Linked DNA regions of Homo sapiens: regions 1, 3 and 4 are each linked to region 2. Evidence: chromatin contacts called from ENCODE Hi-C data. All regions are on one chromosome and are shown on one strand. The core of a region is the stretch at or near the end of the contact, and the rest is flanking DNA. Distances in the headings are between cores, read along the strand shown. Region 1 overlaps PIKFYVE (phosphoinositide kinase, FYVE-type zinc finger containing). Region 2 overlaps LOC105373851 (a long non-coding RNA gene). Region 3 holds the start of IDH1 (isocitrate dehydrogenase (NADP(+)) 1). Region 4 has its middle 15 kb from the start of PLEKHM3.

Region 1 (4,209 bases), core at 310-2,809, 980 kb before region 2:
GTTCAGAGGTTAAAAAAAAACAAGAACAACAAAAAAACCTAACCTCACAACTCCCAAAATAAAAGCAATTTCTAAGTTTTTTTTTTTTTTTTTTTTTTTTAAGAGACAGGGTCTCATTCTGTTACCCAGGCTGGAGTGCAGAGGTGCCGTCATAGCTCACTGTGACCTCAAAGTCCTGGGCTCAAGCAATCCTCCTGCTTCACCCTTCTAGGACTACAGGCACACATCACCATGCCTGCCTAATTTTTTCTATTTTTTGTAGGAACAGAGTCTCACTATGTTACCCAGGCTGGTCTTGAACTCCTGGCCTCAAGCAATCCTCCTGCCTTCAGCTCCAAAAGTGTAATCACAAGTGTCAGCCACTATGCCCATCCCTAAGTTGTTTTAGTATGGTTATGAATTCTCTCCTCTACATTCTGAAACCAACATGAGTTATCCCTTTTTCTGGATCTCTGAATAAATAACTCTAACAGATGCTATTTCAGCTACTTCCTAATTCCAATTTCCCAACAGATCATATAATACCTAGAACAGCTACAGTTAAAGATCTCAAACATAATGCTAATAGAATTTTATCACAAAGGCTTAATTTCAAAAGAAATGAATATTGTGGCTCACGCCTGTAATCCCAGCATTTTGGGACGCCTCGGGCGGATCACCTGACATCTGGAGCTCAAGACCAGCCTGGCCAACATGATGAAACCCCGTCTCTACTAAAAAAATACAAAAATTAGCCAGGCATGGTGGCAGGCACCTGTAATCCCAGCTACTCGAGAGGCTGAGGCAGGAGAATAGCTTGAACCTGGGAGGCAGGGGTTTCAGTGAGCCAAGATTGCACCATTGCGCTCCAGCCTGGGGGACAAGAGCGAGACTTCGTCTCAAAAAAAAAAAAAAAAAAACAAAAGAAAAGAAAAAGAAAAAAGAAGTATTTCCCTTTATTTCTTTAGAGTTCTCTACTAAAATGTCTAGTCAAAACCCATCATTTTTACTGATAGCACAGCTGAATTCCAAAGAGAAAACAGCCCCAGGTCACAGAGTTCTTAAGTAATAACAGCAGAGTTTTATAAAGCACTGTTTCTTTTACTACAACTCATTTTCTCTTATTGTTATCTAGGAAATCAGTACAAAAGTGATTGCTCCTACCACTCTTGAAAAAAATGTATTTACCTAGGAATTTTCAAGTAATGCTTTTCCTAAATGTTTCTGGAACCCAGCATAAGTGTTTCCACTATAATATAATATACACATTCCCTAAAAGCTTCCACTTTGAATGACCACAAAGTAAAATTAACAGTATTTATGGGAGAAAAGGAGTTGGAGCAGAAAACTTAAAACCTATGCAACTTTATACCTTCAGCACTAATAAAAATAATAATTGGTACCTTAAGAGGAATCATGGAGAGCCCAGGCAGAGAGCTTCATATGGCATGAGGCTGCCTCAAGTAAAATTAAATGCACAAAAACTATTGCAACGCTACAACTAGAAATGGAGCTCTGAGCAGCAAAGCTACCAAGAACCACACAGAGATGCGGGTGTGCCTCCCTGGGGAGAGAGCCCTGCAAGCAAAAGCTCACTTTTACTTTCTTAAAATAGAGCTGGAAGGGTTTCTGCCTGTGTAGCAGCTGAGCTGAGACTGTTTTCCTTTCCAGCTGAGGGTTATAACCTAATGCAGCTATTCTGGGCCTCCTTGCTTAGGAAAAACCACTGAGAAACCAACACAACTTTCATCTGACATTATTCTGTTTGCCAACTACATATAAGCTAATTGATGTTCTAGAAATATGTTTTAGTAGCATAGACTGTATTACAAACCAGAGATTCCATTAGAAATCTGGTAAGTTCGAGAAATTCCCACAGTAAATCAGTGGATTAAGTGGGAAAGGGAAATTAGTATTTGGATTTTCACTTTTTCTTCCTTATATCCTTGAACAGTCACATGTTACCTTTAATACTATGAAACTTTAAAAATAATGAGTGACAGAGGTTTTGGTAAGCTATCAAGTTTGCCTATCCAATTTAATTAGCTAGAATTAAGTCAAAATCATTAAGAGTTTATAAGCATCATGGTACACAAACATCCCTCTAAATTATTATTTTCAGTAGTAAATTCTTACCTGAAGCACAATAGGATCAATGCAAGTAAACTTAGTTTCTTCTCTGTAGAGATACTCAATGGAACACTTCAACAGAAGAATTTTGGGGTTTTTAATACAAGAACTCATCTACAAAAAATGAACAGTTTGTTAAAGTGTTTAAAGGTTTGCATTTTACAGCCCTCCTTTAATTATAACTTTAAATCTATATTGTTCATAATTCCTACTAACTTAATGTATCTCATATTAGTATTAATATATTCTCATTTAGTTCTTTTACGGTATTAAATTTTTTCAAAGCAAATAATATGTTCAGAACAATGCAAAATTCTTCAAAAAATGGCTTTTCTTTCTTAATACTACTTTGATCTTCTATACTCTTTAACTTTTTTTTTTATTTCTGATGTTGTAAGAAGAGACATCATGCCCTGAGTGTGCACGGAGGGAGCAGTATTTAATGACAGGTTACTTCACAAACTCCAAGAAATAAGCAACTTTAAAAGCATATTTTAGTCTGTCTAAAATTGAAGAGGAGAAGAGGGAGAAAAGAATTAAAATGCCTCCTGAACATATTGCTAATAGAATAAATTTCCAAACAATCATTAAGGTGGCAAGCTGAAATAGGAAACATGAAGTTCAAAAAGAAAATCTGAAAGCATCTCAAGAAGCAGAGACCCAAATAATATACCCTAATCGTGTGCTTAAAGCCACAGGCAGAATAGCAATTGAGGTTTCAGGCTGACCAAGTTTATGGACCCCAAACTGGCAAACAGTTCCGAAAACAGTGACTCACCAGCTGGGAAACTCAATTCAGGACTCTTTTTAGCAACTACAAATCAAGGACTATCTCTAATCAGTGGGGCAAGACAGTCATTCATGCATATGTTTCCACCACACCCACATACAAATTTTCCTCACTTTCTGAGAAGGCACAACATATTTACCTCTTAATTCAACAAATATCATTTAATTTGGTTTAAAGTTCTCCTTTAAAGGGTAATGTGTGGTTTTAGTAAGACTCTGTGTAGAAATATTGACTGATGTCGAATTATTGCAATAAAATACGCGATAAGTACAAAACTCAAGCCAAGTATATTTTTATTTATCTATGGTCACTAATAATTTTCAGGAATCTTAATGCCTTAGAAAAAACTATATTAAGCTCAACTTAGAAAAAAAGTGAAAACAAGACTAGAGTTCATCCATCTGGTTGCTCAGGCTAGAAATCTGCCTCAGCTCTTGCTGTAACAAAATCAGTATCCCCAGAAGTGGGGCCAGGGTATCTCTGTTTTGAATGTTTCCGCTGGTGATTCTGAAGCACAGCAAGGTTTGAGAACACTACTATAGATAAATGGTATCTCAAAATGCAAGGACCAACAAATGACACTGGAAACACCTGAAGTGCCTACTTTTTTTTTTTTTTTTTTTTTGAGACGGAGTCTCGCTCTGTTGCCCAGACTGCACTGCAGTGGCGTGATCTCAGCTCACTGCAACCTTCGCCTCCAAGGTTCAAGAGATTCTTCTGCCTCAGCCTCCCGAGTAGCTGAGACTACAGGCACACGCCACCACGCCGGCTAACTTTTGTATTTTTAGTACAGATGTGGTTTCACCATATGGCCAGGCTGCTCTCAAAATCCTGACATCGTGATCTGCCAGCCTCGGCCTCCCAAAGTGCTGGTATTACACACTCAGCCTAGTGCCTACTTTAAATACAGTACCACCATTTCCCTAACATCCATACACTCCCATTGCCCTTAACCTACTGAATGAGAATTTCTAGGGGTTAGGTTAAGAACAGACATTTTTAAAAGGTCCACATGTGATCTCAATGTATGTACACTACACTGAGAATCAAAAGATTTCAGAATAAAGTTCAAGACCTTTAATGACATACAAAGCCCTTGCCTGCTTCCTCCAGCTTCATCTACATTGCCCATATTACACCTTAGGAACTCAGAGTCTCCTTAATACCCCAGGTTATCTCACTCCACTCCTTTGTGCTAGTGCTACAAAGATATAAGGTGAGAAGGATAACAGAAGAAGACTGACAGTTCTGTAGCCGAGCACTAGAAGAGCTATCAGTTTTAGAATGCTAAGCCTCTGGAAGGACTCCAG
Region 2 (4,162 bases), core at 1,641-4,140:
AATCCACATAATACTTCACACATTTCCATTGGCAGCCACCTTACAGTTCACCTATTTGTGAACTTGTCTCATTGCCACTATCAGACTGTGAGCTACTTTGGGCAGGGACAGTGCTCAAACCATCTTGGTGCCATTGCAGTGCCTTGCGCATAGCAGGGATCCAGTAAGTATTTATTGACCTGAGTTTTCTACCAATGACAACACTTTTTGAGAAGTGTGCTACCAGCCCCCAGTCCTGAATCCATATTGGGCAACTGGAATGGATTCTATTTTAGGGCCCCAAAGGCAGATTTTTCCTGCCAGTGTGTCCCTGCTATCTTCTACCATCCCCTCTCACCAGGGTGACCACATGTCCTGGTTTGCTGGGGACAGTCACTGCTTATGGCTTTTGTCCACTGTTATTATGAATAGCACCTTCTTTCACTCTCAAAGGTGTCCCAGTTTGGATAACAAATTATAGGGTTCCTCTACTCACCCCGCTCCTCCAGCTCTCTTTCCTCAAGTCAGCCTAGAAAAGAAAGACTGCTTTAGAACCCATATCTTCTTTATGAACTAAGCTTAAATAAGCTTAGAAAGATCTGTACTAATACTACATAATTTTTTAATTCCATGTATAAAAAATTATGAAAACTGGTAGAACTAATCTATATTGTTAGAAGTCAGGAAAGGAGTTTTCTTTAGAGGAAAAATGCCTGGAATGGGGCACATGGGGCTGGTTCTGGGACGCTGTAGGGGTTCTGTTTCTTCATCTGAGTGTTGGTTTCACAGGTGTGTTTATTTTATGAAACTTCATCACACGTAACATTTATGCCCTTTTCTATATGTAATACTTTCATAGTTTTTTTAAAAGAGGGCTAAATTATAATCAGTACAGAACTGCAAAAGTCAATGTTTATTCTTATTAATGAGTATAACTGTTCTGATTGACAAATTCATGTCAACACCAGCAAAGTGCTGCAACACACAGAACACCCGAGAAATCTAGTGTTCGTCTTCTTGGAGACATATATTATTATTGTTTTATTAAAAATGTTATTTTTTATTAAGAAAATGTATGTTGTCAGTTAAAAAATGTAGTACAGTCTTGTTTATTATATAATTCTTCCAACAATTCTGTGAACTAGGTGAGTGTTTTCTCATATTACAGATGAGAAAGCTGTCACAGAGGTGTTGGAAATGGGCTGAGTTTATATGGACTGAACTTACCCAGAGTAGGCTGTAGAATTGCCAGGGTGTTCAGCTGTCTCAATGACAGAATCAGATTAAATGTGTGGCTGATCTTATTGATTGGGCAGAAATCAACTAAGAGAGCTTAAAACAAAACAAAATTAAACTATGACTAGAAAATAAACAGTCAATTTTGTGGCTTTAAATAGAAAAGACCAGAATGTCAATAGCTGAATTGAGATTAGGACCAACAGTTTCTGAGTTTCCAGAAAGCATTACCAAAGTCTAGGCACCATGAGAGACTCAGTCCCAAATTGAGAGAATTTGCCAGGGGTTTGACATGAACCCTGCCTTGTTTGAGCCCAGTTCTCCAAGCCCAGAGCAGGGGTTCTCCAGGATGGAATCCTCTTAGAGACTCCTCAGTGACTGTACCCATCTCCTTTCCATTCTACCCCTCTCTGTATGACCAAGAGAGAATTGTTTTCCCTTTTAGGCATAGCTAACATGGGCAAATGAAACAAATTAGTTTTCATTACTGCAGATAATAAATAAATCTTGTGGTGAAATAAATAATATAATATGTAATAATGGACTGAAAAAATACAGCTCAAAACAGACAAAGCTGGGTAAAAACAGAAACCATCAAAAGTAGAGAAAGCCAGAGAACTATCCAGTCAAGCAATAAAGCAACAACATCTGAGAGGCCTCATGTACTGTCCTGAAGTGACTTTTAGCTACTCACGCTGTGTTAACTGTTGATGAAATGTCATTGAGCTTAAAATAAAATAAGTTTGTAGTCCTAGATAACACTCTGCAAGAGCAAATAATATTAGGCCACTATACACCGATATAAATAAATAACTCATAGCAATGTACCAATATGTCAAGATTTTTCACAGGAGGGAGTATGAAAACTAGCTGGATGGTGTCAGGCTCGTTTAAAAGCTCATTTGCTCCCCTTAGTCACTGTCCTTTCACCTTTACATGGCATCTCTCCTGGTCTCTTGTCGACGTGGTTGTCAAAGCACCAGCTCAATAGTGCTGGTCTGTCAGCAGAGATGTGTTAAATGTAAAGATGGCAGAGTTCCCCACAGAAAGCTACATGCAGACTCTGGAGCCAGCTGAAGTCATGGGGCGTCAGGTGACAATGAGACTATGTCATCAAATGACATGTATCCCTGAGGTGCCCAATGAACTTTACACAGAGTTTTTTTTTTTTTTCCTATTGTATTATTCTGACATCTTGCTAAAAAAAAAGAAAAGAAAGAGGACAGACATTTCTATTCCACAGAAAGGAAAGCTTGGACTCAAAGAAGTTGCCTGAATTGCTCTAGATGACTTTATTTTTTGGGATTTCCTGGTTTCCATAAACAGCCACCCATCTGCCTACCCTCCTTCTCCCACTCACTTCTGACCACAACTGCACCCTGCTGTGTGTTAGGAGGAGCGGATTTGATGTCTCGGAGGCGAGGGGTGTGTCTGAGGTGAATGGGCATGTCTATACCTCCCTACTTTGTTAAATGATTGCAACAGAGATCACCCACGTACTCCCAGCCTGGTTCAGTGCAACACATGTCTAGTTCATTAGATGCAGCCTGTTCAGGCCTCTTCTACCTGCTGAGACTTCACACCCATAAAATCCAGTTAAACCTCTGAGTCACAGGAGGCTGCCCTATCAGAAGACTACACACTTTCCAGCTTCCCAGCTTGGGAGTCACAAGACCTGAGTTCAGATTTCAGCTCTGCCACTTACTGAGGCAAATACTTGTATCCATCTTAATGTCAGGTGGTCATGTTGAGTAACCTCTGATTTCTTATCTAAAGGGGTTTTTTTTTTAGGATAATTGAATGGAAAAACTATCTTAAATTGCTTAGTACAGGAGTCATCAATGTATAGTCTGCCTGCTGCCTGTTATGGAAATAAAGTTTTATTGGAACACAGCTGTGCCCATTCAGCTAAGGCTAGCATTTATGTTTATTGTTGACAGCTGCTTTTTTGCTACAATGTCAGAGATGAGTGGTTTTCCCACATAGTGGGTCTGCACTATGTATGAGTTGCTTACTCCTTTTCTTCTTTCTGTTTGTCCTTACTCTTAACTGTATGCTCCTAATTAGTTGCTCTCTAATTATCCAACCCCTCCCCAGAAACAGACTGACTATACTTTCTTTTAACAGTAATTTGCTGGAGAGTTTCAATTTCACTTTGGGCACTGCTACGTCTTAGTGACAATAAGTAATTCATCTGGGGTGGATGGGGGTGATAGGGTGGGGGTGGGGGTGGGAGGAGGTGAATAGGAAGCATTGTAGCTTCGTACTTTGTGAGTGGACTCAGTGAGGGACAACCACAGACACAGACCCTAGTTCAGTGTCATATCTCTATGTTTCATCAAACAACTACAGGATTTTGTTTGTTTATTGTTAGCAGGAGTACATGGTGTAAGGGCAGGTCGAAACATTTTTTCCCCTAATTTCAGTATGGTTAAAAAAAGTATATTCTCCAATGTATTGTGAGATTGATGTAGTGAAAAGATGCCTGGTAAGAGAAGTCAGAAAATCTAGGTTCAAGTCTGGGTTTATCTTAGTTTTATTATGTTGGTCAAGCCACTTCTGAGTGTCAGTTTCTTCAGAACTAAGACTGAGGGTAATAATACGACTTGATTCCTAGCATGATTCTGAAGCATAAAAGATAATGCAAGTGGAAAACTTTGTGAACTATGAGGCCATCTATAAAATGTGACACATATGTATATAACAGGGTCTGTTTCAGGGGATTTCATTATTTTCTTTTTCTTTATATTTTTATATTTACATCAAACACAGTTTCAGTTTTTACAATAGGTTCTGATATCTGACGAGGCTGATCCCTAAGAACATTTGCATTTTGCTAGTTTTCCTGTTTATAGTTTTGAATGTTTTTAATAAGATAAGCACTAAGCTTAGCAATTCGTCAGTGTTCATTCTAATGACCTTCAAGAAACGTCCCGTTGGATCTTTA
Region 3 (4,798 bases), core at 1-2,500, 920 kb before region 2:
ACTTGAACCCAGGAGGCGGAAGTTGCAGTGAGCCGAGACTGCACCAGCCTGTCAGGGCAAGACTCTGTCTCATAAATAAATAAATAAATAAATAAATATTGGAGCATTAAATTCTGGGCAGCAATATACAAGCATGCTATTGTCCTACAAATCACAATATAAAATACTCTTTATTTTCATGTTTTTGAGAGCAATGAACACACAAAATATAATCTCTGGAGGAGACTAAAATTCTTTTTTCAATCCACCGTTTTCTAAGGCTTCACATCTCTAGTCCAACTTCATTGGATCACAGATAATCCCCCGCCAACTGAGCATGGTGGCTCACGCTTGTAATCCCAGGACTTTGGGAGGCCGAGGAGGGCCAATCACTTGAGTCCAGGAGTTCGAGACCAGCCTGGGCTGCTGAAACCCATCTCTACCAAAGGAAAAAGAAAAGAAAAGAAAGAAAGAAAAATTAGTTGAGTGTGATTGTGTGCACCTGTAATCCCAGCTACTCGGAAGGCTGAGGTGGGAGGATCTCTTGAGCCCAGGAAGTCAAGGCTGCAGTGAGCGGTGATCGCTCCACTGCACTCCAGCCAGGGCAACAGAGCAAGGCCCTGTCTTAAAAAAGAAAATAATAAGAATCCCATTCATTATCTTCTAATGCAAACAATCAATGGAGTTTCTAAAGACCTAGACATAGGTGGTGTCAGGACCTGCTTCTGTAACTTTTCCATCCTTTGCATTAGGCAGCGCGGAACCCCCTAGGCGACCCCGCGCTGGCCGGGAGCACTCTTTCTTCAGCCAAAGGTACGTTCCATTACCGCCCCTCGGGGGCGCGCTAGGCAGCGGGCCGGCCAAGCTGCCGCCGCCCAGGGCGCCCTGTCCCGTTCGCTTTTGTGCCGACCTGGAAACACTCTGTGGTGCTCTAGATTGTTACAAAGTTCGGGGTGGTGCAGCCCCAGCGCGCCCCGCTCCCCGGCCTGCAGGTGGCATACAAGTCTCTTCGCTGTCGGGATTCGGGACTGAATCTCTGCCGGGCGGCAACCCCTTCCCCCACCGGGATCACCGGGAAAGTGGCACCATGGATTCTCCATCTTTGACTGTGGCCACGCCCCTCTCGCTGACTCCGCCCATCCCACGGGAATTGGCGTGTGGCGATTGGAGGCGTGTCGGGGGCGGGGCTGGGGGAGGTGGGCTGAGGAGGCGGGGCCTGGGAGGGGACAAAGCCGGGAAGAGGAAAAGCTCGGACCTACCCTGTGGTCCCGGGTTTCTGCAGAGTCTACTTCAGAAGCGGAGGCACTGGGAGTCCGGTTTGGGATTGCCAGGCTGTGGTTGTGAGTCTGAGCTTGTGAGCGGCTGTGGCGCCCCAACTCTTCGCCAGCATATCATCCCGGCAGGTAACCTCAGGCTCCAAGGGGCGGCCCCGGTCCCTGGCTGTGGAGGGGTGGCTCTAATTCCGCAGAAGGCAGGAATGGGGTAAAGGAAAAAAGCGCAGATCTTGGGTGTGGAGGGAGTCAAGGCCTGCGTGCAAAGAAGGGAACAAATCCAGGTATTGAGAATGGGAAAAGAAAAGGGAAGGAGGGGATGCTGGATGCTTGGATATGCAGAAGGTCTGCTTTTGGGCCTGGGAGGGAGAAACTGGGCGGTGAGGAAGTTGGATGCAACGACAAGGGGAAAATCAGGTCTGCACTTGGGTTGGAAAATCGAGGGGTGGAAGTTGCAAGAATGCATGTAGAAGACTAAGCCTGGAGTGTAGGAGGAAGAAAACGTGCAGCAGCTGGGGGCTGGATGCAAAGAAGGCTGTAAGCCGCAGACGGGCGTCTGCAGGCAACTCAGGCGGCGAGGAATAGCCTTGAAGCCGATCCCTCGCGTCCGCCAGGGGGCGTGGAGGGGCGGAGCTCCAGCGGCCTTCAGAGGGGTCGCTAGGCCACACGGGGCGAGAGGGGGCTGGGGGAAACACCCCCGCCAGTTCCGGGTGCCTGGAGTTTAAAAGGTCCCAGCACCAGCGAGGGGAGGGGAGGGGAGGGGCGGGCGTGGAGACCTGGAAGGAGGTACCGATCCAGCCTTGATTGCAGCCCTCTTGCACAACGGCCATAAGGACGGGTGCAGGCCAAGAGCAAGGACATGCAAACCCCAAGACCTGCTAACGGGCGGCGAAGCGGGGGCACGCCCTCGCACACGCAGAGATAAATTGTGCTCCCATGACCTTTATTTGGAAAGTGCCTGCGGGCCTAAAATTGGCCTTTGTCCCACCGAGTACACTCAGCACTGTACTTTAAACCGGATAAACTGGGCTGTCTGGCAGGTACTAAAAACAGCTAAATTCTCCTGTGAGTGTTCTGTATGTTAACACTTTTATTCCTTGTTTTGTTTTAGGCGATAAACTACATTCAGTTGAGTCTGCAAGACTGGGAGGAACTGGGGTGATAAGAAATCTATTCACTGTCAAGGTGAGAATTAGCAAATTTTCCCCCTTCTTCTGTACTTTCTTTGATGTGGCAGTACAGTGTTTAACTGGTCTTGGGGGCAGGCCGAGGCACTGCAAGGGAATGAGTGAGGAATATTTCCAACAACGAATTCCAACAGCTTCCTTGTTTCTTTTAATACAGTGTCTTATCTGCAAGAGATCCTTTTTGCCCAGAAATTATTGTAGTTCATGAACTCGGCAAAAAACAATCTGGCCAAAAACTTGAGGTTGATGAAAATAATATTAAATGGCTCTTTTTTTTCATTAAACTACTCTGTATTGTTATTCCAGGTTTATTTTCTGGAATTGCACAATTATGTTAGGAGATAGGATTCAGCTACTTCATATGAGCTGGTGCCTGCTGGTCTTGGAACAGCCCTTCCTTCTGAAGTTGGGATTGGGTTGGAGACAAAATCTGAGGGGCAACAAAGGTGGAGAAGTCAGTCCAGTGGGGCCTCAAGCCCATCCCATGGAAATCAGATCCAGAAGAAATACAATTATGTTCCACATGGTAGTAACAATAAAGCTTCACTGTTTTAGTTAAAAGATGGTAAAAATTTCATGGCTAAGTAATGTGAGGAAAACCTGAAGCGTCTGAAGTATGCATTATGAGATAAAGAAAGATTACTGCAGAGAGTACAGTTGCTTTAACTGAGAAGGAAATAGTGAACTAAAAAGATATCAGTCTTCACATTTTAGGTACAATATTTGACCTCTATTAACTGTATTTGCCATCAAGAATAAATTGCCATGTCATGACTGTTGCATCATACTATATAGGGACATGGCCATGGAAGTGTATTATCAGGAACCAGATAAGTTCACTGCCTCCTTTTTTGCTTTGTTTTAAAACAAGGATAGGTGTGACAGTGGAATCAAACATGAACTGAATCATATGCTTTCAGCTGTACTACAAATTATACTTGACATTACAAATGGGAAGTAATTGACTCATCCACACCATTCTGTTCATTTCTTTTAGTCTAGTTCAGTTCCAGAAGGTTCCCCCAAAGGAATCTCCTAAACACTAGTAAGAAGAATTCTAGAATTGCGAATTTGGGAAGTGAAAATGGGCCTGGGGATTGGAAATACATCCAGGCTTGTCAAGAAACAGACGCTTACTGTCTACTAATCATTACATTTTTATTTAAAGACCAAATTACTTTAGCTCAATTTTTCAAGAAAGACTATTTTAGGCTTCTTATCTAATAATTCTTTAAAGTCAATTCTCTTGACTTTTTTAGTCCTTAAGAGAATAAAAGCAATTTGCAGCTGTGTTGTTGGATTAAAAAAGAGTTTCGATTAGAGCATCATTAGAAGGAATAGATAACTTTTAGCAGGCTCAGAGCTTCTTCTGCCTCTAGGGACAAGCTGGGACAGTTTCATTTCTTCCAAAGCGTCCAACCTTGCACTTTCTGAGAATCAGATTGATTTGTATATGCTACCCCCACACCCTATCCTTAAAGTGCTGTCTTCCTAGGACAATGCACAGTTTGTCCTATCCCACTCACTAGCAGCTTACCCTTGCCTGTGAACAGCCAGAAGAAGATGACAGGGACATGCTTGGGTCCTGGGCAGTGGCCCTACTGTATAGAGATTCTTCTAATTGAGAAATCACTTTGTTGTATTTAGCCCCACATCTCCAATGTCTGTGTTATCTCTAGGAAAACAGTTCCACCAGGAATTCTTCGTCTCGCTTTTAGACTTAAAGTTTCCCTGAATATGGGTCACAGGAACCAGCTGAATCTCCTCATGGCTAGTTATTTTTATTAAATAACAAAAACAGCCTCTTAAAGGAGGAGAAATGCTAGCACTCACCATTCTGGACATCTTGAGAGCCCAGTAAAATGATGAGTTGGACTGAAGTGTTCAATAAACATGAGATTGTGGAAATAATCTCATTTCTTAAGACAAACCAGTAGTTGAGAATAATGATTGCATTATGAAGGGCACGTTATAGGGTCAGGCTCTGCCACGCTCTAGCTAGGTGGCCTTGGGAAAGCTCTTTTTTTTTTAACAAAGTAAAATGGGGAAATGATGGCCATTTTTTTGGATTGTTATGAGGGCTAGCTCAGAAACCGCGTGTGAAACATAACACAATACTTTGTTCAGAGAAGATACTCAATTCTAATGGTAAATAGAATTGCTGTTACTAGCTTTTTATTCAACTACACATAAATTGAATTGCATGAATTGTTCTTTTAGTAGTCACTACGTTGTTTATATAAACACTACGTTGTTTATATATTTCACTTTATAATGAAATAAATGACAAGGCATGTATTTTTTTTTTCTTTTTAGGTTTATTGAAGTCAAAATGTCCAAAAAAATCAGTGGCGGTTCTGT
Region 4 (4,225 bases), core at 842-3,341, 700 kb before region 2:
ACCAGCTCTAGAAAATTTCCTGGCACTGGCTCTGAACTTGAATGCATCTGGAACCCATGAGGTGTGACCATGTGGCTTTATGTTCACCTGTCTTGGGAGGACAATTCTCTATGGGCCTCAGATTTTCTGAAAACACAATTTTATAATAAGACTTTTTCTTTGGTCTCCAGACTGTCCCTAAATTGGTGCAATCCTGAGGCTGAGTGATGCAACTTGATTATAAGACAGCAGTCTGGGTCTAGGTGGCCATACTAAGTATAAAATACACGTATGCAATCAATTTCTAGCTTTTTTTTTTTTTTTTTGACAGGGTCTCACCCTGTTGCCCAGGCTGGAGTGCAGTGGTGCAATCACAGTTCTTTGCAGCCTCGACCTTCTGGGCTCAAACAATCCTCCCACCTCAGCCTCCCAAGTAGCTGAGAATACAGGTGTGCACTACCACGTCTCGCTAATTTTTAAGTTTTTGGTAGAGATGAGGTCTCACTATGTTGCCCAGGCTGGTCTCAAACTTGTGGGCTTATAGCTTTATATTTTTAAAAGGAGTGATAGGATACACGGCTTCAGTCAGCCCACTGAATGCCTGATCCCATTCAGTATGAGTCATGGTACATTCAGCTGGCTGTATATGGCCTGATGGCCTTCTCTCCAGGGCAGCTAAAGGCAACAGAATACACACCCAATCCATGCTGTTACTCTGCATCTACTGAAGCCCATGCTTCCTTCTCTAAACAGTAGAGAAAGTCCCCAGTTTTCTTGGGGATCATAAATAATTGGAACAATTCCACCCACCTATTTCTGTGCTGGCATATCTGGAGTGCTGAGACACTCTAATTCTTCAACTTCTTCTTTGGATAGACCCTCTGTTCTCTTTCCCACAGGGTCTTGAGAAGACAGGAGGCATCGCTAAAGCTTGTGTATGTCTACTTGTGCCTTGTGAGTCTGTTATTGTGTAAAGATGCTCTCAGAGGGGGAATGAGAATGTGCTTCTAGTTCTGCCCCTAAAACTAGAAAATTAGTCTTTAATCCCATAGGAAAAGAGACCTGGCCCCTTACGCTGATCTGAGAAAATATGGAATATAGGTAGTTCCCAAATATACCGGACATAGGAACCTCTCAGGGAATAAACTTTGGTTGATAAATTGCAAACAGGCGGCCAGGCGCAGTGGCTCACGCCTGTAATCCCAACACTTTGGGAGACTGAGGCGGGCAGATCATGAGGTCAGGAGATTGAGGCCATCCTGGCTAACACGGTGAAACCCCATTTCTACTAAAAAAAAAAAAAATGAAAAAAAAATAGCCAGGCGTGGTGGCACGTGCCTGTAGTCCCAGCTACCCAGGAGGCTGAGGCAGGAGAATCACTTGAGCGACAGAGCAAGACTCCATCTAAAAAAAAAAAAAAATTGCGAACAGGCATGGAGGAGCCGGGGTACAGTATTTTGAATCACTATACACAATGCAACAAAGATTTATTAAGCACTCAGGTCACAAACATTGTACTGGGCACTGAGGACAGGATGGTACAACAAAAATAGGCAGAATTATTGCTTATGGAACATGTGGTTATTCTCATGAAGCTTACAGTTTCACAGCAAGGTAATTATTAACATAAAAGCATTCTGATAAGTATAAACGTTTACTGTAAATGCTGTGAAGAGGAGCATATGGTGCTATAATTGCATGATATAGACGTCGTCAACCTAGAAGGGGCACTAAGGGACAACTTTCCTGAAGGGCTGACTACTGAGCTGAGAGCTGAAGGATGAGTGGAAACTACTCGGGTAAAGAGTGTTCTAGACAGAATGATATGCAAAGGCCCTGTGGCAGGAATGAGCATGAATTGCTCATGGCATTGAAGAAGGCTGCAGTGGCTGAAGCAGACGCTAGGGGGAGCATGGTACAAGATGTTGCTAGGGAGGAAAAAAGGACCAGACCATGTCTGGGTCTCTTAAATCACAGTAAGAATTCTTATGAGCAATAGGAAGCTACTGAAATGCTTAAGCAGGTTTCTGTTTTGAAAGAGCTACTCTGGCTGTTGGCTGTTGCAGAGTTAATGGATTGAAAGGGCCAATAGTGCTGCTAGGAGGTGATTGCAGGACAATTGCAGTCACCCAGAGGAGAGAAGATGGAAGCTTGGTCTAGGGTTGGGAGAGGGGAAATGAAGAGAGGTAGACAGCTCTGCACAGAAGAGTTCCCTGTATGTGATGCAAGCTTCTAGGAGAGCTAAGCATTTGAAGCCTTTGTTATAAAGCTAACTGATTATGGAACAGTAGTTTTAATTTAGGTGGCCGTATTAGGTTTGTAAGCATGTGATTGACTTCTAGCTTCATATTTTAAAAGTGATAATGGGACAGGCAGTTTTTCTAGAGAAGTGGAGTCCTGGAGAGTGAGTAGAGAAGCCAGCTCAAGGAGAAATTCCTCAGGAGTGCCATTCTGCTTTATCACCACTGAGTGCTGCTGTTTCCAATGACAAGTTCCCAAGAAACCAAAGGGCCAAGTAAGGTAAGAGGAACAGTGGCGGGGGAGCGGGGGGTTGGCAGGGGGCAGCGGGGAACCAACTTAGAGTTTTAAAAAGTGGAGAAGACAAAGATGTTTTCTAATTTTGGAAACCTGAGTCCTAAGCTGCAAGGGTCCAAATCAAATTTTTGGGAAGGTCATTTTGTAATATGGTAACTTCTTGCTTTACTGTCAGCATCTCTAAAGACAGTCCCCAGTAATAAAGGGGCCAAAAGAGGCTTTTTTAGAACCATTAGTGTACCCCTCCTGTACAGTCCCATTAGCGGGCCTTGTTAAACCAACCCAGACAAAGAGCAAAGATGCCCTAGTTAATGGAGAGTCTCCGATAATTACTCTGCTCAGCCGCTTCTTTTAGGGTCTGAATGGTCTTTAAATAATGTTTCTCTTGCTGTGGTCACAGACAATGACCTAGCAGTCTGCTTTAAGCGGTGCCAATCCCATTAGCCGAAGAATAGCAAAGCTCTGTGTGTGTCTGCGTGCCAAGGAGCGAGTGTGTGTGTGTGTATGTGTCTGTGCGTGCATGTGCGTGTGGTGAGGAGCTCAGCTTATGGCAGGGATCAGGCTTAATGTTGCTTTCTTCCTCTTTTCCTCCCTTTCTCTACACATCCATCCCTCCCAGGAACCAAACATACCACTGTGTCTATTGGGTCATCTGCCTGTTGAGTGACAACCTGCCCTTACTGAAAATGGAAACAGACTCCCTTAAATGCTTGCGGACGATGTTTCTCATTCCTACTTACTAAACACTTCTCTGTAGGATGTGATTCTAAACATGCCCCTGTCCTCTAAGAACTTCACGTCCCAGAACCACAATAATGCAAACAATGTAAAGTCACCCCAGTAAATGTGTGCCATTCAGGGTGGAAAATGTTTTAAAAGCTTCATAAATGTGGAAGAAAAAGATTGAGGGTACAAAAGTTATAGGAAGAATGCCAAGATCTTTGGAATATTTTCCTCTGTGGCTCTCTCTCCTGATGCCTTGCAACTCTTTTTTCTGATAATGAGAATGCTTACTTATATTTGAAGACAAGTTATATCCCAGACACAGAATGTGGAAACGGGGCAACATTAATTTATTTAGGAAGGATCGAGTGCTCCAACATGAAAGTGTGAATAAGTTCGATCGTGAACTGTTTTGTAATAAAAATGTACAAAACAACATTCAGAAACACTGCCGTAAATGGAACCTGGTTGCAACCTGCTCTTGCCCACCGTTGTCTGGAGGACTTTTTCAGAAGCTCCAGAGTGGTCTGATTCAACAGTTTTTGAATCAACTGAGTGTGAAAACAGGCTAGCATAAGTAGGTAGGGTGACTCCACTCACACAAATACATGGGAGTGAGTTATTTGCAGCTCATTAAGTATCACAGGGCCTCTCCCCACCACATACCCACCCATCACCCACATCATATGCCTCCTAGGAAGAATGATTATATTGAAGCCAACAGGATAAAAGAGCCATTTTCTGTTTCTGGGTTCTAGAAAGACATCCTAGACAAAGAAATAGTCTACTTGGTAAAACTAAAAAGATGCTCCATTTAGTTCTTACTTTCTTTAACTTTGATCTGCAGTTGTTGTTGTTGTTGTTGAGACAGGGTCTCACTCTGTCACCCAGGCTGGAGTGCAGTGGCATGATCTTGGCCTGAGCAACAAGAGTGAAACTCCATCTCAAAAAAAAAAAAAAAGCTCATTTGGGTCTCAGTGTAGTGTTG

What was found. A loop is a pair of places that touch in the nucleus more often than their neighbours do. Pooled maps may share reads with other maps.
Region 1: a loop to region 2 is called in a map with no recorded cell type, with 4 times the contacts of the local background. The contact joins two enhancer-like sites. A Hi-C loop is called at or near these places in 4 of 37 single-sample maps with no recorded cell type and 3 of 50 pooled maps.
Region 3: a pooled map shows a loop between it and region 2 (3-fold over the local background). The contact joins the promoter of IDH1 here to the enhancer-like site in region 2. A Hi-C loop is called at or near these places in 7 of 37 single-sample maps with no recorded cell type and 10 of 50 pooled maps.
Region 4: a pooled map shows a loop between it and region 2 (2.0-fold over the local background). The contact joins two enhancer-like sites. A Hi-C loop is called at or near these places in 2 of 37 single-sample maps with no recorded cell type and 2 of 50 pooled maps.

Annotation. Positions count from the first base shown.
Region 1 is chr2:208,318,266-208,322,474 of GRCh38, reverse strand. PIKFYVE (phosphoinositide kinase, FYVE-type zinc finger containing) reads right to left here. Exons shown (of 42, transcript NM_015040.4): 17 at 2,116-2,223. Among named protein-coding and RNA genes, the nearest start is that of PIKFYVE, 54 kb to the right of the region's middle. RefSeq lists an enhancer at 1,430-1,549. Within about 2 kb of position 1,559, at least 12 of the 41 ENCODE cell types and tissues checked have a DNase peak (open chromatin) inside an H3K27ac peak, as active enhancers do.
Region 2 is chr2:207,336,564-207,340,725 of GRCh38, reverse strand. It overlaps LOC105373851 (a long non-coding RNA gene), which reads right to left. Exons shown (of 4, transcript XR_923809.3): 2 at 476-508. Among named protein-coding and RNA genes, the nearest start is that of MIR1302-4, 69 kb to the right of the region's middle. Within about 2 kb of position 2,890, at least 4 of the 41 ENCODE cell types and tissues checked have a DNase peak (open chromatin) inside an H3K27ac peak, as active enhancers do.
Region 3 is chr2:208,251,523-208,256,320 of GRCh38, reverse strand. It overlaps IDH1 (isocitrate dehydrogenase (NADP(+)) 1), which reads left to right and starts at 1,250. Exons shown (of 10, transcript NM_005896.4): 1 at 1,250-1,382; 2 at 2,362-2,435; 3 at 4,754-4,798. The coding sequence starts at 4,770. It overlaps IDH1-AS1 (IDH1 antisense RNA 1), which reads right to left and starts at 1,088. Exons shown (of 2, transcript NR_046452.1): 1 at 890-1,088; 2 at 127-418. RefSeq lists an enhancer at 1,016-1,542 and a silencer at 1,996-2,105.
Region 4 is chr2:208,038,622-208,042,846 of GRCh38, reverse strand. No RefSeq gene overlaps it. Among named protein-coding and RNA genes, the nearest start is that of PLEKHM3, 15 kb to the right of the region's middle. Within about 2 kb of position 2,091, at least 2 of the 41 ENCODE cell types and tissues checked have a DNase peak (open chromatin) inside an H3K27ac peak, as active enhancers do.